2 separate regions of the Homo sapiens genome follow, and region 1 is linked to region 2. The links are chromatin loops, found by intact Hi-C in ENCODE. Cell type or tissue: natural killer cell. All regions are shown on one strand. Each heading gives the region's core, and the rest is flanking DNA. Links, peaks and the distances in the headings are about the cores only.

What was found. Hi-C counts contacts between places; a loop is a spot of excess contacts. Peaks named below come from ENCODE experiments on the same cell type or tissue, not always from the same donor. Only the 100,000 strongest peaks of a DNase experiment are listed, where the experiment ranks them.
Region 1: a loop joins it to region 2, with 2.6 times the contacts of the local background. A loop is called at or near these places in 6 of 110 quality-filtered maps.

What each region holds. Positions count from the first base shown.
Region 1 is chr5:34,490,300-34,502,263 of GRCh38, forward strand. No RefSeq gene overlaps it. Among named protein-coding and RNA genes, the nearest start is that of RAI14-DT, 160 kb to the right of the region's middle. RefSeq lists enhancers at 615-1,190, 8,860-9,009, 9,460-9,529, 11,706-11,964. In natural killer cell, for the core only: no CTCF peak of the experiment used is centred there; no DNase peak of the experiment used is centred there; H3K27ac peaks cover 1,618 bases.
Region 2 is chr5:34,909,948-34,921,911 of GRCh38, forward strand. RAD1 (RAD1 checkpoint DNA exonuclease) reads right to left here and starts at 5,557. Exons shown (of 6, transcript NM_002853.4): 1 at 5,469-5,557; 2 at 4,748-5,014; 3 at 3,523-3,631; 4 at 1,607-1,865. The coding sequence starts at 4,945. BRIX1 (biogenesis of ribosomes BRX1) reads left to right here and starts at 5,764. Exons shown (of 10, transcript NM_018321.4): 1 at 5,764-5,950; 2 at 8,417-8,528; 3 at 9,893-9,936. The coding sequence starts at 5,792. It also overlaps a transcript of TTC23L not described here. RefSeq lists enhancers at 5,141-5,746, 5,193-5,252, 5,273-6,172, 5,747-6,352. In natural killer cell, for the core only: no CTCF peak of the experiment used is centred there; a DNase peak (open chromatin) is centred at 5,704; H3K4me3 peaks cover 1,927 bases; H3K27ac peaks cover 1,585 bases.

The sequences.
Region 1 (11,964 bases), core at 5,709-8,208, 420 kb before region 2:
AATGGTCTTGTCAGTCTTCTACTTTTTTCTTTCCCTTTCCTTCTCTCCCTTCTTGCCCGTCCTTTTTTGACTACTGGTACATAAGGTAAGTTGGAGTGAGGGGGAAGAGGTACAATTAATTAGCATCTAGTTATCCCATTACTAAACGTGGTTCCTTGACTGGGTTGATTTGTTTGGATGCGCAGCCTCCTTACAGGTACCAGGTACCAGGAGGAGTCACCCTCTATAGACTAGGGAACTTCACCTTCCGTGAGATTTAGTGGCTTGCTCCTCATGACACAGTTAGCGAGAGGCAAGGCTGAATTCAAGTGCAGGCTTCAAAGGCCATTTCTCTGTGTCCCTGTTGTAAGCACTGGGCCCATGGGATTTGACAACCATCAGCCTGGGCTCAGATTTCAAGTGGGGAAAAGTATCAGCAAGTGAGTGGAGCCGGAGGTGAAAGCAGCAGCAAGGAAACAGCGGCTGGCCGGGGGTGGGCAGGGGGCGGGGGTGGCAGGGGCGGGAGGGGAGGGTGGCGGGGGCAGTGGTGGCGCGGGGGGGTGTTGGCGGGGGCGGGGGGGCGGTGGTGGCTGTGGTGGGGGGGGGTTGGCCCCTCCTGGGCCCTATGCTGGGCTTTCTGGAGGAGCTCCACAGAGCCCGGGCCTATTTTCCCATTGGAGAAACCACTTTTGTGTTCTTAGACACAAACTTTGTTTTTAGTCTATTTGTCCCTTTCTGGTGGGCCATTGATCAGAGGAGCAGCCATGAGGCCCACCCAGCAAGAGCAGGCTTTGCATTTCTCTGGATTTGTATGTGTGTGTGTCTGTGTGTGTGTTTGTGTGTGTGTTTATTGTGGGGTGAGGGTTTCAATCACACACAGGATAGAAGGGAGTTCCCCAGGGCTCCCACCAAACTGCACAACCTTCACAGTAGCCAGTCCTCAGCAGCACTGGCTGTTCTTCTATCAGCTCCTCCTAGATCTTCTCCTTAGGCTTCTGAATGACTCCTCATTCATTTTCTCTGAAAAGAAGAAAAAAGTATCCTCAATTGCACTCATATTAGTGTCTGCCCTCTGGGAGTCGGCTTTTTCTAAGCTGAATGCATGCAGCAGACATGCAGAATAGACCGTGGGTGAGCCAGACGCTGGGGGGATGGCAGGGACAGCGGGAGCAGGCAGCCTGTCTCAAGATGTGGCCCTAGGCAGACTTCAGCGAGTCCTGCAGTAAACTGTTCATTTATTATCCCACAAATATTTACTCCAGAGCCACTAAGTGCTCGAGAGAGATGTGACACCATCTGCACAGCTTTCTAGTGACTGAATCCAGAGGTAAAGCTTTGAGAATCTGCGGCCCTGTGCTGCCAGGCTTAGCCCATGTGTCCCGGAAACCACAGTCTGCAGACAGGGCCAGGCAGCGACGGGGTAAATGGGGGACAAATAAAGATGGTGGAGTGCTGGTGACCTTAGTTCTGCAGCCAAATGCTTGCTCTAACTTCAAAATACCCTCCAACCCATTTGCTGCTCCATATAAACAATAGAGCTTGTCCAGAGCGCTTACAGGGCCTAAAGTCAGAAACGGCTTGAGCCAGAGGAGATTATTACGGTTAACTATTTTATCAAAAAGAGTGGAACCTGATGGAGCATCAAAATCATCGCTACCTTAAGATAATTTAAAAATGACTTTGTGCGGGAAAGGAGAGAGATGAGTTTCTTCCTAAACATGAAGATTAACGTTCTTTTACAGTTTGTAGTCTCACTTTCATGACAGACTAGTCAAAGGGAAATTGGGTAAAATCTTTTTTTTTTTTTTTTTTCTGAGACAGGGTCTTGCTCTGTCACCCAGGCTGCAGTGCAATGGCGTGATCATAGCTGACTGCAACCTCGAACTCCTGGGCTAAAGCAATCCTCCCACCTCAGCCTTTTGAGTAGCTGGGACTACAGGCACACACCACTGTGCCTGGCTCTACTTTTTTTTTTTTTTTTTGCGACCGAGTCTGTCTCTGTCGCCTAGGCTGGAGTGCAGTGGCGCGATCTCGGCTCACTGCAGGCTCCGCCCCCCGGGTTCACGCCATTCTCCTGCCTCGGCCTCCCCAGTAGCTGGGACTACGGGCACCCGCCACCTCGCCCGGCTAATTTTTTTTTTTTTGTATTTATAGTAGAGACAGGGTTTCGCCGTGTTAGCCAGGATGGTCTCGATCTCCTGACCTTGTGATTTTTTTTTTTTTTTTTAAGAGAGATGGGGTCTCCCTTTGTTGCCCAGACTGGTCTTAATCTTCTAGGCTAAAGGGATCCTCCTACCTAAGCCTCCCAAAGTGCTGGGATTACAGGCCTAAGCCACTGCACTCAGTGAAATCTAATTTTAAATTGCAAGTTTTCTGCGTCTCCATCCATTAGTATTTCCCATAAACACAAATATTAAAGTACATTATATCTTAATTCTCTCTTAAGAAGGATTATCCTTTTTTCTGAGTTTATAGACTTGTAATTATAAGGTATTATAATGGATTTCTTTTCTGAAAGGGTGATGATAATGAAAAATAGCTGCTCTTTTTTTAATTTTACTTTAAGTTCTGGCATACATGTGCAGAATGCGCAGGTTTGTTACATAGGTATACACGTGCCATGGTGGTTTGCTGCACCCATCAACCCATCACCTATGTTAGGTATTTGTCCTAATGCTGTCCCTCCCCTAGTCCCCCACCCCCTGACAGGCCCCAGTGTGTGATATTCCCCTCCCTGTGTTCATGTGTTCTCATTGCTCAACTTCCAATTGTGAGTGAGAACGTGCAGTGTTTAGTTTTCTGTTCTTGTGTTAGTTTGCTGAGAATGAGGCTTTCTAGCTTCATCCATGTCCCTGCAAAGGACATGAACTCATCCTTTTTAATGGTTGCATAGTATTCCATGGTGTATATGTGCCACATTTTCTTTATCTAGTCTATCATTGATGGGCATTTGGGTTGGTTCCAAGTCTTTGTTATTGTGAATAGTGCAGCAGTAAACATACATGTGCATGTGTCTTTGTAGTAGAATGATTTATAATCCTTTGGGTATATACCCAGTATTGGGATCGCTGGGTCAAATGGTATTTCTGGTTCTAGATCCTTGAGGAATCGCCACACTGTCTTCCACAATGCTTGAACTAATTTACACTCCCAACAGTGTAAAAGTTTCCTATTTCTCCACATCCTCTACAGCATCTCTTGTTTCCTGAGTTTTTAATGATCACCATTCTAACTGGCATGAGATGGTATCTCATTGTGGTTTTGATTTGCATTCCTCTAATGACCAGTGATGATGAGCTTTTTGTCATATTTTTGTTTGGCCACAGCTGCTCTTTTTAAATCTTCTTATATTAAAAAATTGACAATCTTATGTTGGCCGCTGCTATGGTTCAAACGTTAGTGTCTCCCCAAAATTCATATTTTGAGATCTAATCCCCAATATGGCAGTTAAAAGAAGTGGGGCCTTTAGGAGGTGATTGAGTCAAAAGGATGGATCCCTCATGAATGGGATTAGTGCCCTTATAAAAGAGGTCCAAATGAGCTTATTCACCTCTTCCACAGCATGAGGACACAGTGAAAAGTTCATCTCTGAACCAGAGAGCTAGTGCTCAGCAGACACGGACCCTGCTGGAAACTTGGTCTTGAACTTCTCAGCATCCAGAACCATCAGAACTGAATTTCTATTGTTTATAAGCCACCTAGGTTATGGTATTTTGTTACAGCAGCCTGAACAGATTAATATTTTTAAAATTTTTTTATCCTAATATTTTTTAATGTCACAGCAAACCTAGAAGTGCCTCTTTTTCACACCCTCCTATCCCCCCCAAAAAAATCAAGAAACAGAAATGCAGCCCTATGTGTGATAAACCTATGTAATATTTGCAACCCCAACTGCGATATCTGATGAAAGAATGCCAAACCCACTGCAAGTCAAACAGGAAGGCAGGGAGGAGCTGAGAGAGGTGGGGGACACCAGAGAGTAGGAGCCAAGTTTAGCCCCTGTGAGAAGTTGAGAATGTGGTGCTGAGAGAGGATTCACTCAGATTCAGATTCACATATGCACAGGAAGCAGTCTATCTGGGAGACAGGAGGAAGCAAGCGTTTCCACACTGCATTATGAGTAACTCTGCAGCTGCTGTCAATTATCTGGAGAGAAACACAGGCTAAACTATTCACCCACCCAAACAACCCCAAGTCATAAGAAACAGCACAGTGATCCAGGGAGAATTCCTGCTAGCTCTGTGTGTCAGTTATCAATTGCTGTGTAACAAACCATCCCCACAACATAGTGGCTCAAAACAACTATTTTACTGGCTAAAGACCCTGTGGGTAAGCAGTTTGGGCTGTGTTCAGTCAGACAGTTCTTTGGGTGGTCTCCCTCAGGGTCATTCATGAGGCTGTAGTCCTCCTCTTCTTTGAGTGTCTCTGGATGTGACCTCCTTCATGTGTCCCGCAGTTGGAGCTGGAAAAACATTTTGCTGGCCTCAGACTTTCCCCATAACAACCTACAAGACTAGAAGTCAATAGCACAATGCCTTCCAGGTTTCAAGAGAAAAAAGTAACCTAAAAAGAAAGCTATAGTACGATGTTTTTGAATGTACAAGAATTCAGGGAATATAGTTTCCATATGCTCTCTTTGAATTAATCACTAGGGGAAGAAAAGGTGAGGTTTAGTCATGGGCTGAACTGGGTCTCACCCCCTCCAAATTCATGTGTTCAAGTCCTAAACGCTGGTACCTCTGAATGTGATATATCTGGACATAGAGACTTCAAAGAGGTAATTAAGATAAAAAGAGGTCATATGGAAGGGTCCTATTCCAATATGACTGATGTCCTTATAAGAGGAGGGAAGTTAAACACAGACAATTACAGAGAGAAAACCACGGCCATCTATCAATGAGGCAGTCCTCAGAAGGAACCAACCCCACTGACTTTGATCTTGAGTTTCTAGCTTCCAGAATTGTCAGAAAATAAATTCCTGTTGTTTAAGCCACACAACCTTTGGTACTTTGTTCTGGCAGCCCTGGCTGGCTAATATGCCGACCAAGAACAATTACTTAAACTAATGAAAACAGAAGAGGGATGAGCATTGAACCGTTTCACCATAGGACCAACTCTAAACCAAATGTGGTTAATAAATTGCACATTAAGGCCAGGTGTGGTGGCTCACACCTATAATTCTATCACCTTGGGAGGCTGAGGTGAGTGGGTCACTTGAGCCCAAGATTTCGAGACCAGCCTGGGCAACATGGCGAAACACTGTGTCTACAAAAAATACAAAAATTAGCCCAGCATAGTGGCTCACACTTGTAGTCCCAGCTATGTGGAAGGCTGAGGTGGGAGGATTGCCCAGGAAGAGGAGGCTGCAGTGAGCCAAGATTGCACCACTGCACTGCAGCCTGGGCAACAGAGTAAGACTCCGTGTGTGTGTGTGTGTGTGTGTGTGTGTGTGTGTGTGTGTGTGTGTGTGTATTGAGAGACAGAGAGAAAAAACATTTAGCAGAATTTCTCTAAGTGCATAAACCTGATTTTAAGAGACCTGGGGTCCAGTTGTGCCCAGGTCTCCAAGTAACACCTACCTTGGGCGAGTCCTTTGGGTTCTCAAGTTAGTTACACTTTGCTCCATGGAAACGAGTGACTTTCAAAGTGGGCTCTAGAGAATATTAGGCATTTGGCATGAGAACCTCAGGAACTACCAAGAGGATCAGGGAGCGAGTCTGTGGGGCCTGGACCCTTCCCCACTTCTCGGGCACCCCCATGGGCTTCTCAGTAAGATTTCACTGGAGGGCAGGTTACTGTGGCTTAAGAAAACCTGAACACCTGCAAACTGGTCATTTCTGAGTTCTGTTCCTAGTCAAAAGCCATCAGCATTTTAAGTTGTGTTTCGTACCTTTCGCCTTAAGAAAATGCAAGGTCTGTTGAGTAGTTACATGGGATTTGCCTGAAAGTGGGGGTGTTAGCAAGTGTGTTGCTACCCAAGGCCTACCACGGGGGCAGAAGCCAAGCCTGGCTCCCTCTCTTTCAGGACGGGGCCTCCTGTGGGAAGTGGATGCTGCTGCCAAGGACCGAGAGGTGATTGACTGAAGAAGCTGCATAGGGAGGGAATCTCGGGAGCTGGCTGCCAGGCTCTGGAGTGCCCTCAGAGGAAGAGCTCGGAGTGACCGCTCATCCTAGTGGGCAGAAATAGGAAGGCAGGGAGGAATAGGAGAAATAGGAAGCAGATCTTCAGCATCGGTCCCTTCCCCTCCTCCCCAGCTCACGGCTTGGTTCTCACAACCAAACCTCGGCGGGGCTAGAAATTCTCGCTCACAAGCCAACAAACGGCAAGTAATAGCTTCTAAAAGGCTCGCCTAGGATTTCTCCTCAAACTATCCTTGAAGAGCCCACCTAGAAGGTGGCATCCCCCACATACTCGGTACCATTGCAGGCTACACTCTTTTAGGAGTAGAACGCAGTCTTTGCTCTCTGTCAGGACTTCTGAAATGTTTTTATTGGAGCTGGAGGCTGTTTTCAAGGTGTGTGGGGGTGGGTGAAAGGGGAGGAGTAGCCACATACCACATGAATAGCCACTCAGAATTGTCTGAGGAGAGACTGACAGAAGGTTCCCCTGGGACTCAAGCAGTTGTTTCTTTTCCAGGAAATTTCAGACAAGTTCATAGACCACCATGAGCTTGCAAATAAACTGTTAATAAAGAGACTTCCAGATGGGCTGGAGCAGGAAAGGGGAAACCCTGAGGCCGTTCAGCAAACAAAACAGAAAAACAAGGTGGGATCCAGAAGACAGGGAGGCTGAACGTTAACCTGGCTGGGGAGACCATGGGCCACAGGAAATTGTCCAGCGCTCACGCTGCAGAGGCTCTGAAGGCAGAGGACCATCAGGCTCTGGCAGCCAGCCAGGGTGATCGAGGTCTATTTGACTGGGCTTCAAATGGCTCCTTGGAGACCTAGTGTTGGACAAGAATTGAGTAGAGCAGCCAGTTGCCTGATGTGAGTCCCCACAGCACAACTTGGATGTGTTTTTCATGTGATTTAAGAGCTCTGGTTGCCTCTCAAAGGGAACAGAGTGCAGCTGGCCCATAAAGCTGTCGTTGTTTGGGGTTTTGGAAAATTCTCTTCTGAGAGGGTCAGAACAACCCTGAGTCGTGACCAGGGCCAGAGCTCAAGCTACTCAGGGAAACCGCGGTCCCAAGGGTGGTGGGGTCAGCCAGCCAAACACCTAATCAGGGCTGCAGCTTTCCACATGGGTGGGAGCCTGTGCATCGGTCTCACAGGGTCTCAATTCCACTTCCTAGGTGGTCTGAGACCTAGCAGTTCTCCAAGAGGAGGCAATTACTGTAAGCGGGGAAGCAAGGAGAAGCGGGGAAGCAATGATTCTACTGATGGTCCACACCAGTCCCACACTTTGTCATGGAAGATTCAGTTCCAACAAACCCCACAGGCAGGAATTCAACTCCCAATGGAGCTAGAAACTTCTACTTCTTTTTTTTTTTTTTTTTGAAACAGAGTTTTGCTCTTGTTGCCCAGGCTGGAGTGCAATGGCGCGATCTCAGCTCACTGCAACCTCTGTCTCCCGGGTTCAAGTGATTCTCCTGCCTCAGCCTCCTGAGTAGCTGGGATTACAGGCATGTGCCACAATGTCCAGCTAATTTTTGAATTTTTAGTAGAGACAGAGTTTTGCCATGTTGGCCAGGCTGATTTCGAACTCCTGACCTCAGGTGATCCACCCACCTCGGCCTCTCAAAGTGCTGCGATTACAGGCATGAGCCACTGCACCCAGCCTTCTACTTCTTAAATAATATTTTCTGAAACCCTGAGATGTTGCAACGTTGTTCTACTCCCACTCCAATTTAGAACATCACTCAGTTATTTATTTCTTTATTCATTTATTTGGCAAATATTTAATACTCGCTGGATGTAAAACAACAGCAACAACAACAATAACATGGCCTGGCACTGTGCTAACCACTACAGTGAAAGAACAGATACAGTTCTCCTCTTTATAGATCACACAGTATCGTGGAGGAAACAGGTATTATTTCTTTTATTTATGTAATACTCGCATAATCTCTGCTATGCACAGAGCACTGCTCTAAGCACTTTACAAATATAAACAGTTAATCCCCTCCACAACCCTATGAAGTAGGTGATATTAATATCTCTATTTTTACAGATGAGGAAACTGAGGCACCAGACATTAAAATAACTTTCCCGGGATCACACAGCTGGGAAGCGCTTAAATCCAGGTAGTCTAGCTCCAGCACTCAGGCCCTCAAATGCTACAGTTAGGCTGCCTTTCAAGCAGATAAATGCTAATCAATAGACTATCCAGAAATGAAGACTGTGCTCGGCACTCTGAAAGAAAGCCAGGAAAGAGCAAGGGGATTTTTCACATTGGTTGAGAGTCAGGGTAGACTTCTCTGCAGAAGGAACAGAAAGGAGGAAGATTGCTCCAAGCAGGGAAAATTGCAAAAGTAAAGGCCCTTGAGTAAACAAATCTTAGTGAATTCAAGGACCTTCGAAAGAGGTTAGAGTCATCAGAGGGCAAAGGGCACATGAAGAGATGAGGTTGCAAGGGAAAAGGGTACGCAGTGTCAGGCCAGACTCAATTTTGTTTGGTGGTTCTCAAAGTAAAGTGGAAAAAAGGGCCGATCTTTAGGAAAACAGCCATAGGAAATAGAATGATCAAGTAGGGGAGCTTCATGTTTTCATTTTGAGAAGGGCCCCTGATATGATGTGGCTCTGCTTCCCCACCGAAATCTCATCTCAAATTGTAATCCCCATATGTTGACGGAGGGACCTGGTGGGAAGTGATTGGATCATGGGGGTGATTTTCCCCATGCTGGTCTCGTGATAGTGAGTGAGTTCTCACCAGAGCTGGTGGTTTTAAAGTGTGGTACTTCCTGTCTCTCCTGCTGCCTTGTGAAGAAAGTACTTGCTTCCCCTTTGCCTTCCACCATGATTGTAAGTTTTCTGAAACCTCCCCAGCCATGCAGAGCTATGAGTCAATTAACCCTCTTTTGTTTATAAATGACTCAGTCTCAGGCAGCTTTTTATAGCAGTGTGAGAATGGACTAATACAACCCCATAGCACATTTCACAAATGTCTAATCCTCACAACCACCCTGGAAGGAAACAGATCAGATAGATTTAACCCCTTTGCGATATCCCACCCACCTTCCTAATGCCTGTCCCCTCTCCTGTGTTTCTGCTGGTATAATCTCAGTTTTGTTCTGGGAAACCTATGTCTAGCCCCACACAAATACCCCTGTCCTAGCCTGCCCTGTAGCCAGGGGTGGCCTTGTACACTGCCTTGGCAGAAGAGACATCAGTGCAAATCTGCTGGGAGTCTGGGGAGCCCTTCGCTTTTCCTAATAGGCATAAACTTGGGTCCATGGGCTCATCACCACCTCCCCTTTCTTCCTATCTGGAGAAGGACAGGATGTCTACAGCTGTAAAAGCCATCATGCAACTGTGGTGGGACAAGTATAGGAGAAAGGCCAAGAGATGCTCTGAGAAGCTGACCCTGAACCAATGCCGGCAGCCACCCACAGCTAGACTTCTTGCTATGACTTCGTTTCAGCATTTTTAAGTTTTAGGGCTTGCATTCTCTACCTAAATGAAGCATCTGTTTTTATTTATTTATTTATTTTTTATTTTTCCAAGACAGAGTTTCACTCTTGTTTCCCAGGCTGGAGTGCAATGGCACGATCTTGGCTCACGGCAACCTCCACCTCCCAGGTTCAGGTGATTCTCCTGCCGCAGCCTCCTGAGTAGCTGAGATTACAGGAGTGCACCACCACGCCCGGCTAATTTTCACATTTTTAGTAGAGACGGGGTTTCACCATGTTGGTCAGGCTGGTCTCGAACTCCTGACTTCAGGTGATCCACCCGCCCCAGCCTCCCAAAGTGCTGGGATTACAGGCATGAGCCACCACGTCCAGCCAAAACACCTATTTCGCTACAAGCAAACTAAGGATGAGGAAATATCAGACTTGCAAAAACATCACAGAGCGGATTTAAGACCAGGTACACCTGACTCCACATCCAGCGCTCTATCTACTATATTACAAATAAATTCTTGTTTGCCTTAGGGATTTCTATGCATGTTCAAACTTTCCGGGCATTACACTCACCAATCCCGGAAACTGTGTTGCACAGAGCCCCTTCTGGACAGGCATGATTTGGGTCAGTGAACCCATCCTCCTCTGGTTACCAGAGCCAATAGGGTCAATGCACCGTCTAGCTGAAAGCCAGTGATATTGTCTGCTCCAAAAGATGTGCTGGCCAAATAAAAGTCTCTCTTGCAGGGATTTGAATTACGTCATTCTGGGAGATTAAGAAAGGAGACAATGGGACCCAAAGTAGGAAGGTAAGGACTGGTGAGAGCAGCTCACAAGATCTTGTGAGAGGCGAAGTTATGAGTAAGCAGAAAATTGAGCAAGCAGAAGTTATGACAGAAAACACCCAAAAGATGGGCTCAATGAAGCAGTGGGCCACGGGCGGGCAGGGGAGCAGTCCACCCCAGTGCAGGCATGACCCAGAGAGACTTTAAAAGCAATAATGAAACCCACACCAAATTGATCTGCTTTTATTAACACCAAGCACTGGCAAATCTAAACGATATCAGTAAAGCAACCTTTTGTTGGTCTAAGTTTCAAACTATTGTGGCAGTTAATGTTGAATTTTAATAATGTGTATGCAAGCTTTAAATAGCCTGCTCTTCATATCTTATATTTTAAGAAACACCGTATGCCACATGGAAGTTAATTCAGAGAACATCCAGTTAGCATTTAGTCCAAATACAGCTACACACAGACTCAGCTACACATATTTGTTTCAAGTGTAAGTCTTCAACAGCTTCGAACTGTTGAAACTCTCTTGGGATATAGCTCATTTCTCCAAAACCCTATGGTATGGCACATGTGTACATTTAAACAATAAACTCAAAATAGACTATGACAGTGCCAAGTTTGTAAAGAGGAAGAAACATACCTTGAGTTATTTCAGTTCTGTCATTGCACATGCCCAGTGGAGTTTTTAACTTAAGTCTAGAGCTGTGATGTGCAATCTTTTTCTTTAATAAGTGCAAAATTAAATTCATTCATGTTATGTTTTACTGAATTTGAATAATACCTGTACATTTAAATGCATTTTTTTTTTGAGACAGAGTTTCACTCTTGTTGCCCAGGCTGGAGTGCAATGGCACGATCTCAGCTCACTGCAACATCTGCCTCCCGGGTTCAAGTGATTCTCCTGCCTCAGCCTCCTGAGTAGCTGGGATTACCAGCATGTGCCCCCATACCCGGCTAATTTTGTATTTTTAGTAGAGACAGGGTTTCTCCATGTTGGTCAGTCTGGTCTCCAACTCCCGACCTCAGGTGATCCGCCCACCTCGGCCTCCCACAGTGCTGGGATTACAGGCGTGAGCCACCATGCCCGGCCAATGCATTCTTTCTAGGTTGTGAATTGGTTTAAAGCTAAGGATTAAATCAAGATCAAAGTAATTATTTCTGAATAGTATTGAAAATAAATTTTTTGCATAGAGTAGGGTGGTTGTATATTATCTGACCTGTGTGTCAAATGCCCCCAGTGTCCCGATTGCTGGAACTTTTCTGTTCACCCTCCAGTTTTGCTTTCCAGCCTTCTTCAACCTCCTGTCTGACCAAGGTGGTTGATCTCTGAGGACACACTACCGACAGCCTCAATTCTGTCTTCTCATTGGGTTTGGCCAGTGGAGAGCGGTCAGAGGAAGTCAGGAACTGGAAGAGGGGAGAAAGATGTTGGGTTAATTATTTCCACCATCTGCATGAACCATCTGCCTCCCCACTGAGACACCCAATTGGCAGTGCCTCTACAGAAGGCCATTGCTCCCTTAGGTGGCTTTCTCCCCTTTGGCTGTCTCCTCTCTGGTTCCCTGTAATTGTGTCCACTTCTTTTCATCTCAAGCTTAGACTGCCTATCAGTCAGGGTCCCAGAAAAACAGTG
Region 2 (11,964 bases), core at 4,312-6,811:
AAGCTCCATTTCTGCCTCCCATCTTCCAGGTGTGGTTTTCCTGGGGTCCATCTTTTCTTTCTTCTAATATAATCTCTCTCTCTGACCCGTCTCATCCATACCCAGCCATGATGATGGTTCCCAAATCTAAATTTCCAGTCTAAATGGATCTCCTGAGCACCATAACTACATATCCAGCCACTCCCTAGTGTCGCAGGTACTTAAAATTTAACATATCCAGGAAAAAATTTCAACTCCTACCTCCCTACCACCAAATTGTTTCCCATCCTGGAGATGAAAGATACCATGGTCCATCTCGTTACCCAGGCTGAGAGAGATCACTGAGGAGATCCCCTGAAATACTGTTTTAAGTACCTGAATTTTTTACTTCATTCCACTGCTAAAGTAAGGTTTCCAATTTCCATTTTGGTTAACTTTCTCAGACCTTGAGCCAAATTTTTAACTCCCCAAAGTCATGACAAGGGCCTGTGATTCTTTTTCTTTTCTTTTTTTTTTTTTGAGACAGATTCTCACTCTGTCACCCAGGCTGGAGTGCAGTGGCGCAATCTCAGCTCACCGCAACCTCCACTTCCTGGGTTCAAGTGATTCTCCCACCTCAGCCTCCCAAGTAGCTGGGATTATAGGCACGTGCCACCACGCCCAACTAATTTTTCTATTTTTAGTAGAGACAGGGTTTCACCACATTGGCCAGGCTGGTCTTGAACTCCTGACCTCAAGTGATCTGCCCACTTCGGCCTCCCAAAGTGCTGGGATTACAGGTGTCTGCCACAGCACTTTTACAGCCGGGCCTGTAATTCTTCTAAAGTAGTTACAAAAAGAATACCTTATTCCTTTTATTCCATATGTATTTAGGGGCTTTAATATTCTGAAATATTTCAAAAAGAGAATATTTAGATCCTCTCTCTAAATTGCTAGAATCTCTGAGTCTAATCCTGAAAAGAGACTTGTGTTAAACTATCAAGAACAGCTTTTTTGACATTGTACTCCTGCTGAAAACTGCCCTCCCTTGGGAAGCCAGCCTTGAGCAATCCTCCCTAAATCCTTATACAGCATTTCCCAGGTATCTGTGTGTGCTATCTTGGTACTTAATGGTTTGCTGTTTCACATTTTCTTGGCTTCACCTTGGTTTTAAGCTGTTCTTCCCACAATGCTTAATAAGATGAATAAGCACACGGTAGGTGATCAACAGATACTTAGTGAATGAATGAGCCACGTGTAGAAAACATCTTCTTCTGCATCCTGAACTAACTTGAAAAAGATACCATAATACAAACACCCTTTCCAAACACTTAAACCCAATTTTCCTCATGATGTAACCTGATCTATGAAAGTAAGGAGTAGTACAATGAAAACACCACCAGTTTATAAATTAGAGGACTGGGCTTCTCATCTAGATGCCACCACCACCTAAATATGAAATAGTGAGTTAATCTTCCTGGGTCTTAAGTTTCTTGATCCATAAAATTATGAGGTAAGAGTACAAGCTGTCTAAAGTTGTGAAAACTCTAAAAATGTGGATAATAAAAATTTTGCATCCTAAGCAAATGTCTAAGTGGGAAGATGGAGTACAGACCACATTAACTATAACTGCACTGCTCTCAAGTACCTGAAATAAGGCTTGTCAGGAGACATGGTAATTTGTAGGACTTCACTCGTCATATCCAATTCAGAAAATGCTTCACGGAGCCCCTCTGACTGCAGAATAATTTTATTAATAACATTGGTGCTGCAGAAATCAAAGTCCAGGGTCTCCTCAGGTTCCTGTGTATTGATTTTGCAGACTGTCACCACTCCTCCTTCTTCCAGGAACAGCATCAAAGGGTAACCATAACCTTGGTAACACATTCGAAGTGCAGTTAAAGTCCCTGCAATGGAAAGAAGTCATACTTGGCCTTAGCTTTATAGTTCTGGGTTCAGCTTCTCCTCGAAATGATACATAAAATTTCTCAAGAATAATTTATTCCGCCCAATTTCTCACATATATGTATCTCCTCATAAAAAGGGATGACATCTTCCCTGATGACAGTTGTGTGTAGAGAATTCCAAAACTACAAGAAAATTGGGAACCAGAACAAAATGTAACATAATTCTTTGGAATCATTTTCAGGTTGTCATACACACCTCAGAAATAGCTTGTTGATTTTATATATGTACAATTTCAGGGTAGAGAATCTATATGGATCAACACAGCAAGTAACTAAATTGCTGCAGAACAGGGTATGCTATTCCTTGAAGGTTCAATGTGTGTAACAGTGGATTGCTGTCATCTGTACTGTAACGTCAGTGTACTCACTATGACAAGGATCCTTCCAACTTTTCCAACTGGGAGATATTCTTTATATTTCCTCGAATTTAAAAATCAAATTGAGAGAAAAAGAGGGTTGTTAATGGTGGTGTAAATTTTAACTCTGCAAACCACTAGAGGGAAGGAGGAATATGACAGGATATTCAAACTCCTTCTCCTTACTGGATTGAGAGCCACAGTGAGGAATGGAAGATGACAGATGCTTCTGTGAAAAACTAGCTGGAGAACACTGTATTAGAAAATGTATAATTAATAATAGTGGAATTGTCTGTGGAAACGTAAAATACATTTTTCTGGAGAACTATATTGAATTTTTCCTAGCTAATCTCCAGGTTGCTTTCCTATGAAATAAAATCATTCTTCTGGGGATTCCTTAGTTTTATACCCACAGCAATTCAATTTCACCATTCTTAAAAATTCCCTTAACAAATAAAAAAATATATATTTTAAAGAAAATCATTCGGCAACCGGTTGCGGTGGCTTATGCCTGTAATCCCAGAACTTAGAGAGACTGAGGCGGGCAGATCACCTGAGGTCAGGAGTTTGAGACCAGCCTGGCTAATATGGTGAAACCCCATCTCTACTAAAAATACAAAAAATTAGCCGGGCGTGGTGGCACGTGCCTGTAATCCCAGCTACTCGGGAGGCTGAGGCAGAAGAATCACTTGAACCCGGGAGGCAGAGGTTGCAGTGAGCTGAGACTGTGCCATTGTACTGCAGCTTGGGCAACAAGAGAGAAACTCTGTCTCAAAAACACCACAAAATCATTTGGCAAAATAGACATAACTTATAAAATATGGCTTAAAAGAAACAAATTTTGAACATAGTAAACTAGGAGTCAGAACTGGCTTTTGTTTTTCTCTGCCACTAACTAGCGGAGTAATTCTGGACAAGTTAGGAAAAAGAAGCAATTAAAACATTTCACAATGCTAAAAATATTTAAGACATGTCCAAAGTATTCTTTTGGCCAGTTCGAATTTACAATCCCTCAAAGCCTTGTAAATTAAAAAAAAAATGCAAATACTTTTACAAATATGAAAAGAATTATAAACACACTTGCAATTAACATTGTGAAATGTTAGAACCCATGACTGTGGCCACTGAAAAATGAATTGGCATTAGCTTTCTGAACCAATGTTTATGTTCCAAATAACTTCCTGTATTTTTCTGACCACTATGTATAACACTTTTATGTCTTTATACTGATCATAGTTTACCTGGCATAGGACTTGATCCAAAAATAGATAAACAGTCTAAAAGGACAGTTAAATTAATTCGAAAAGTAACAGACTCTTCCTGAACTTTAAACTCCTGAAATATTCCAGCCTATGAAAAGAGTAAAAATGAAAATTGTTACATAAAAGAATAAAAACTAATAATATAAGGTCCTAGATTTCACTTTATACGTTTAAAAAATACAATACTGTGCTAATCCCATGAGAATAATTTCTGATTAGCAATCAAAACATCTTAGAGACATCCTTTGAAGCATCCTTATCTCCATTCCTGGATCTAAAACTATCCCTCTGTGACTCTCCCTTGTCTCGTTTTTGTGCCTATCACTACTGCTAAGGTCACTTGGAAAATAGACGAATGACTTGATAATGCATGAGCAACATTAGTTTCAACTTTTATTATGATTTTTTATTGATACGGGGGTCTCACTATGATTACCCAGGCTGGTCTTTAATGCCTGAGCTCAAGCGATCTTCGTGCTTCAGCCTCGGTCTCCTGAGCAGCTGGAAATACAGGTGTGAGCCACCATACCATGCCCCTGCATGAGGACAAGAACCGTGTCTTATTTACCTCTCTATCCCTGAGATCATGCTGTGCACTTACGTGTTAAAAAACGCTTAGTTGAACTTGCAATCCTATCTGAACCACACAAATATTACTTTGGAAGAACAAAAATTCTATTACAACCAGTAAAGGAAAAAAATACTCTTTAGTAATAGCATATCGCAGTGGAAAAAAGAGCATATATTCTGGAAACAAATATTCAGCGTTCTTATCCCAATTCAGCCACTTACCAGCTGTGGGACTGTTGGCAAATCACTTAAAATTGTGCCTCGTTTCCACATATATAAAACGGGAATAATAACAGAACCTACCTTACAGGACTATTGTTAAGATTAAATAAGTTAAACAATAAGAAGACTGTAGCCTAGCCAATAGCCTAGTTTAATAAACTTTAGTCATTACTAACCATTATCTCTGTAAAACAAGATGGGAAAAGAATTTGTTACCGGGAGAGAAAAAAAATTCAAGTAATGACGTTTTGTTCTCTAACTTAAGACTATTATTTATTTATTAAGTTATTTATTATGACTATTGACAAGTTATTATGACTATTAAGTTATTTTGTCTACTGAAACCTTCCGATTTCATTAAATTACATTTAGAGTATCTATGGCACAGGCTTAAAGGCGCCTACTTCCATACCTGAATAAAAGCATTTGCTTGCACACACTTTGCATTTTCCACTGTTACTTTGATACCATTTTTAGTTGCGAAACACGTGGCATGTTCTCGGAAATGAATAGCTTTCAAGATAGTGGAGAGATTCCTAACGTTGTCAAGGCTGGCCACAAGGCTGTACTGATCATCCTCGTCTTGGATCTGTTGGGTCAGAAGGGGCATCGTCCACTGCGCATTCGGCCCCGAGGGATGCTCCTGGGGCCAACAACTTCTCGGCGGATCGCCAAACACCTGAAGGGATTAGACAGTAAAACTCCCATCAGTGCTGGCGAGGTCCGGCGAGCTCCACCTGCGCTGAGAGGTGGAAAGGGGCTGGGAGGCTGAACACGGCTGACCAGGCCGAACCCCACCTATGTCACTTAACTATCTTTGTAATTCTGGAGGAAAATTATCTAAGCTACGGTTTCCTCGTCTCCGTAAGAGGACAATAACGTGAAAAGTTGTGAAGAATGAAGACACGCAACTGACACGGTATCTCCCGGCCAAACAGGAGCTACAAATCCGCGGGGAGTCGGTTTTGTGCAGCCCGCGCCACCAGCCCCGCCTCCAACAAAACAGGCGATGGCGGGGCGGGCCCGGAGTGTCCAGATAATCCTCCAAGAGTCCCAGACAACCCCATTCACCAGCCCGCCCGCGGGACAGCATCGCTTACTAGTCTCGGGGTCCCCGAGTGCGGAAACCCTACCTTTGCGGTGGGGTCTGGACGCCCGAGAGCCCTTCTCAGCAAAGTCCCTGAAGAGGAGCGAGGCGGCTCCGAGGAACCGCGGAGGAAGTGAAGCCAGTCCCGCCACTCTTCAGACCGGCCCTCCACCTCGGCCACCGTCACCACAGAGCTGAAGGAGGCCTAGAGAGCCGCGCGTGCCGCGCCACCGAGACCGGAAGGAGGCGGCACAGACCTGGAGGACGACCGCGGAGCTGAGCGCTTAGAGCCGCCGAACCATAGAGATCGGAAATAGGAGCGAGCGGCAGCGCCGGAAAGGAGGCCAAGAGCGCGGGCGGCGAGGCAAGATGGCGGCAACCAAGAGGAAACGGCGTGGAGGCTTTGCAGTTCAGGCGAAGAAGCCAAAAAGAAACGAAATAGATGCGGAGCCGCCAGCTAAGCGGCACGCCACAGCAGAGGAGGTGGAGGAAGAAGAGAGGGACCGGATCCCAGGCCCCGTTTGCAAGGTAGGAGGGGATGTCCCCGGGCTACACCTGCGGCGGCGGCTCTGTGCGCCTTTTCTTGGGTTACTTACTTGACTACAGCCTTGCTTAATTTCAGAGTAGCCCGGGTGTTAACGGTAGGTCGGTTTTAGCAATTCTCCCGGCCAGACTGGGCACGGAGTTTGCAGCTAATCCTTGTGCACGTGGCCGTCTTCCTGGAGGCGGCGGGTTTTAAAACCTTTACCCGGCCCACGGGGAAGCGACTTACAGGGTGCTCAGATCCAGCGTTCTTTCTTACTAGTTGTTCAGTTGTTTTTTTTTTTTAATGTTTTTGGAGAGTAGTGCTTTTCCTTGGTTATTTCTCGCTATTATTTCTCCAGTGATTAGTATGCCCATATACTGCCATAGTCAGCCACTCTCAGTCAGGGATCCTGAAGTACGTTAGGGGAGCCTTTAAAAAGTTGTTGCCCTTGGGACTGTGACTCTGACTTGTTAACCAGGTCATTAACTCAAGAGATACTGAAAAATAGACTAGGTAGTATGAGCTTTACTTGTATTCAACAGACATTGAATGTGCCATGCACTGTACCAAGTTAGGCTTCCTTTGGGTTTGAGATTGCAAAGATGACTAGAATGTGACCTCTTCCTCCTGAAATGTTGGAGTTTAGGAGGAAACTTAAGAATTCAAATAAGTTGATGGTTTTTATTCAAAAGAAGTGCACACAAGTTGTTAGAATTAGCTTTCATTCAACTAAGAACTCTTCTTAAGCTAGACAGAATACTGTGAACAAGGATTATCTTTGACATTAATTTTTGCGTCCTCCGCACTTAGCATAGTACTCTAGCGCGGAGTAGGTGATAAGTAAATGACCCCGTGTGGTGTGATGGCAAGCTCTAAGAAAGAAGTGAGCTCTGTGGAATGAAAGATAAGTGTAAATTCTAGCCCCGTTATTAACAGCAACATTCTGTGCTCTTTTCTGACCTGCAGATTGGGGGGCAGGGGGAGGGAATATTTACTTTTTATGAAAAATAAGCTGGACTTGTACACTTCCAGTAAATGTTAGTGTTCTCACTCTTCCCTTGAGCTAGGTAGTATCTATAATCTGAGCCATACTTCGATACATTCTATGGAAGTGCAGGAGATATAGATTATTTTTACCCTAGTATAATAAGATAAAGAATCATGAAGGATTTAGCCCGTAAGCTGCATATCAGAGGAAGTGTAGAATTTTGACATTCAAAAAATGAGAGGGAACACTCCAAGGGAGAAAAAAAAACCGATGAAAGACTTTGAAGTAGGGAAATGCTGAAAAATGTAAAAAATAGAGCCAGATTGGATTGCATTAGGCTTCATTTGGGGCAATAATGATGTAGACGTGAAAATCTATTTTAAAATTCAGTGTCAAAGCTATGTCATTTGAACTTTGTTTAGAAAACTCTGGGAAGTAAGGATGTGATGGAAGTATTACTTTAAAAATGGTCCAGCGTGGTGGCTCACGCCTGTAATCCCAGCACTTTGGGAGGCCGAGGCGGGTGGATCACTAGGTCAGGAGTTCAAGACCAGCCTGGCCAAGATGGTGAAACCCCGTCTCTACTAACACTACAAAAAAAAAAAAATCAGCCAGGTGCAGTGGCGGGCACCTGTAATCCCAGCTACTCGGGAGTCTGAGGCAGGAGAATCGCTTGAACCCGGGAGGTGGAGGTTGCAGTGAGCCGAGATCGCGCCACTGCACTCCAGCCTGGGTGACAGAGTGAGACTCCATCTCAAACAAACAAACAAAAAAAGTAAACTGTTGAAAAAGCTAGTCAACCATATCTATTGGAGGTGCTCATGTCTGGGAAGGTTAGCCATTTAGGAGTTTTGCAGTTAATATAAGACTCTAAGTAAGTGCAGTGTGAATAAGAAAGGATTAAGAGTTGTGGGAAATTATTATGAGACATCTGTCATGGAGAGCACAGAAATAAGAGGGCTAAGAAAGAACTTTTAGGGTTGGAAGGAGGAATTGGAGAGATTGAAGTTGAAAAACAAAGAAACCAAGGAGGGCATTTCTGGGTGGCAGATGTGGTCAGTGAATGTTGGTGAGAGATGAAATTAAAGGAGTCAGGATGGTTTGACTTGGTTATGAGCTACTTGGAAGCTCATAAAAAACAAACAGGGCCAGGTGCGGTGGTTCTTACCTATAATCCCAGCGCTTTGGGAGGCCAAGCCACTTGAGCCCAGGTGTTGGAGACCAGCCTGGGCAACATAGGGAGACTCCCATCTCTACAAAAAAAAAAAAAAAAAAAACTAGCTGGACATGGTGGCACATGCCTGTAGTCTCCAGCTACTGTAGATGCTGGGGTGGGAGGATCACTTACTTGAGCCCAGGAACTTGAAACTGCAGTGAGCCGTGAGCACTTCAGCCTGGGCAACAGTGTGAGACCCTGTCACAAAACAAGATCAGTTCAGTATAAGATTTTAAAATCTTTTAACATTTTCTTTTTCTTTAGGGAAAGTGGAAAAATAAGGAACGGATTCTCATCTTTTCTTCCAGAGGAATAAATTTTAGAACAAGACATTTAATGCAGGACTTGAGAATGTTGATGCCTCATTCTAAAGCAGGTGCCTTTATATCATATACTTTAGAAATTTCTATCTATAAACTTACCTATTTTTATGTTTTCACTTATTTTATATATTCTTCATTTGTTCAGTGTTCTCACGAAAAAAACACAATGCCTTTTATCCTTTCAAGTGCCACAATTTTTCCAGTTAACATTTCGTAAGAAATTCTTTAGATTTCATTAGGTAGATTCTTTACTTTTTAAAACAGGTGTCCTAATATTATTGAAACATTTCTTGAAGGTCCAGGAATGCCTTCACTGTAATGCTTCTGAAGGTCCTGAGATAGGTGGGATGGTTTGTCCTAAGTGCTAAGGACTGCCACATGTTGCTTTTTGGGCCTTTTTTTTTTTTTTTTTAACTGTTTTTATTGAAAAATGGACCTGGGATAGAATTCAAAGCACTTTTTAAGTTGGAGTCAGAGCCTATTTCTAAATGCCAGGTTATTTATTTATTTTTAAGCAGTGGGTTATTTTACAGGCAAGAACAGTATGGCCGGGCATGGTAGCTCATGCCTGTAATCCCAGCACTTTGGGAGGCCGAGGTGGGTGGAACACTTGAGTCCAGGAGTTCCAGACCATCCTGGGCAACATGGTGAAACCCTGTCTCTACAAAATAAAAAAAAAAAAAAATGAAAAAAGTAAAGTAAATTAGCCAAGTGAGGGGGTCACTTGCCTGCAGTCCCAGCTACTCAGGAGTCTCAAGCAGGAGGATGGCTTGAGCCCAGGAGTTCAAGGCTGTCATGAGCCGTGATTGCGCCACTACATTTCAGCCTGGGCAAGGAGCAAGACCCTGTCTCAAAAAAAAAAAAAAAAAAAAAAAAAAGTTTGGAACAGTGGAGTGGCAGCGCCATCATATGGCTGTTGTTGTGCTTATGTTGAGAGGTGCTTTGGGGTTTTTTTGTTTTTTGTTTTTTATTTTTAAAATTTTAACTTATTTTAGATTCAAGGAGTATATGTGCAGGTTTGTTACACGGGCATAAAGTCAGTTTTCTTTGACACCTAAGATTAAAAAGTGAAAGATATTTTCATTGAAACTGGTTTCCTTTAACACAGTCTTTGGTTTGTGAGAATTTTCCCATTTTTGAAAAGGATTCCTAGAATACCTAAATATTGAGAAACACTGCTTACACTATAATTTCTAATTCTTACAGACTATATTTTACTTATTTTCTTTACATTTACAAAGAGTCAAGATTTTTGAGCGATTGTTTCCAGCTCTTGTTTTGAAAATTAGTAATAAAATCTCCTTTAAACTGAAGAGTGTAAAAACACTTTATTTTCTGGATAGCATATGTGGTTTGATTGAAATAACTTTGAAATCACCTTTAATTTACTTGCTTTTTCTTTTTTTTCTTTTTCTAGATACTAAAATGGATCGTAAGGATAAGCTATTTGTGATTAACGAGGTAATTTTGGAAAGTAATTGCAACAAAATATTTTTAAAATGTTAACAGTGGCTTATTTCAAAACTAAGTCATTCAGTGACTTTAAAAATTATTTTGTAAAAACTATTCAGACACATTTTATTAACTCTTCAATAACTGGTCTTCCAAATTTTTATCTCTCACAGTTTAGTGCTTCATTCATTTCTGTTTGTTTTGTCTGAACAAGCATATTGAAATTTCCTCAGGAGAAGGATTATGTCCCATTTTTTAACCCTGTAGTGTCTAGTATTATGCTAAATCCATAGTAGGTACTCAAAAAATTATCAGTCAACATATATAAAGTAAAATAAGTCCATTAAACATATATATATATAAAACCCACATGGTAAAAAGTGTTTTGCCAGTATTAAAAGTGATTTGTGTGGAACTGGCTATTAAGGTATTACAAACTGAATAGGTTACATTTTCAAAGTATTGTTTAAGATACTACACTTAGGTATTTTTTTTAACCTCTGGAAGCACAGAACATAAATTTACATTTTAAAGCAAAATTTTCAAAACTTAGAAGAATTAGGATCATTTTTTCACTATTAGCCTTCTTTAGAGCACAAATTTTTGAACCTCTGCTGTAATACCACATTATTCTATGTGCTGTAGAAACTGTTCAACAGAGCAATGTCCCTGTCATTATGGAACTTACATTCTAATGGAGACAGGCCATAAACAAGGTTTATAATTTCAAGTAAAGACAGGAGAAATAAAGCAGGTTATAGGTTTTGGACAGCTGAGGCTACACCGGAAAAACCTGTTCAAAGGGATGGTGTTTAATATTTGAGCAGAGACGTAGTGAAGGAGAAATATGGTAAAAGACCATCTAGCTAGAGAAAATGGCAACTACAAAAGCCCAGAAGTGGCACAAACTTCCTATTTTTGTGTTTATTCTAAGACCAGTAAGAAACAAAAGTTTTGTTTTTTTTTTTTAAGTTGTTAGGGTTTGTTTATTTGTTTAACTGGTTTTGGAGACAAAAGTCTCTCTCTGTTACCCAGGCTGGAGTGAAGTGGTATGATCTCAGCTCACTGCAGCCTCTGCTTCCTGGGTTTAAGCAATTCTCCTGCCTCAGCCTCCCGAGTAGCTGGGACGACAGGCACACGCCAGTATGCCCAGCTAATTTTTTGTATTTTTAGTAGAGATGGAGCTTTGCCAGGTTGCTCAGACAATTCACCTACCTCGGCCTCCCAAAGTGCTGGGGTTATAGGCATGAGCCACCTCATCCAGCCATAAGTTGTTAGGTTTAAAGTCTTAAATAATGTGGAGTTTAAGAGTACTATATTAATTAGAGTTTATGAATACTACAGTAATACAAGCCTTCACTCCTGTAATGTTTTTGTGTCTTCTCAAGTGTGACTTTTGTAAGCCTTCAAGACATTGAAGTTTAATTTGAAATAGGTTTGATATACTTAGGCTTTTCACCCAATCCCTTAGTGATTTTATAGAACCAAATCACCAGAAATGATAGTATAAATGAAGAACAACTTAAGTTTTGTGATCTTAGAATCAAAAAGCTAAAAAGTTAAAAATCAAAATAATCATTAAAAAGGATGTTTTTAGTTCTATAAGTACTGCATTTTCATAAGATTGGCTAAGAAGATTGATTATGAAGGATTAACATAAGAAGATTAGTTGTGGTATGCTTTATCCGTAGGGCATCTATTTTTAGTCTTTGTAGTTTGTCAATGGGACTATGGGCAGAAGAGGTTCCTGGCCAGGTGAGGTGGCTCACACCTGTAATCCCACCACTTTGGGAGGCTGAGGCAGGCAGATCACCTGAGGTTGGGAGTTCAAGACCAGCCAGACCAACATGGAGAAACCCCATCTCTACTAAAAATACAAAATTAGCGGGGTGTGATGGCACAGGCCTGTAATATCCCGGCTACTCCGGAGGCTGAAGCAGGAGAATCATTTGAACCTGGGAGGTGGAGGTTGCGGCGAGCCGAGATCGTGCCATTGCACTCCAGCCTGGGCAACAAGAGCGAAACTGCATCGCAAAA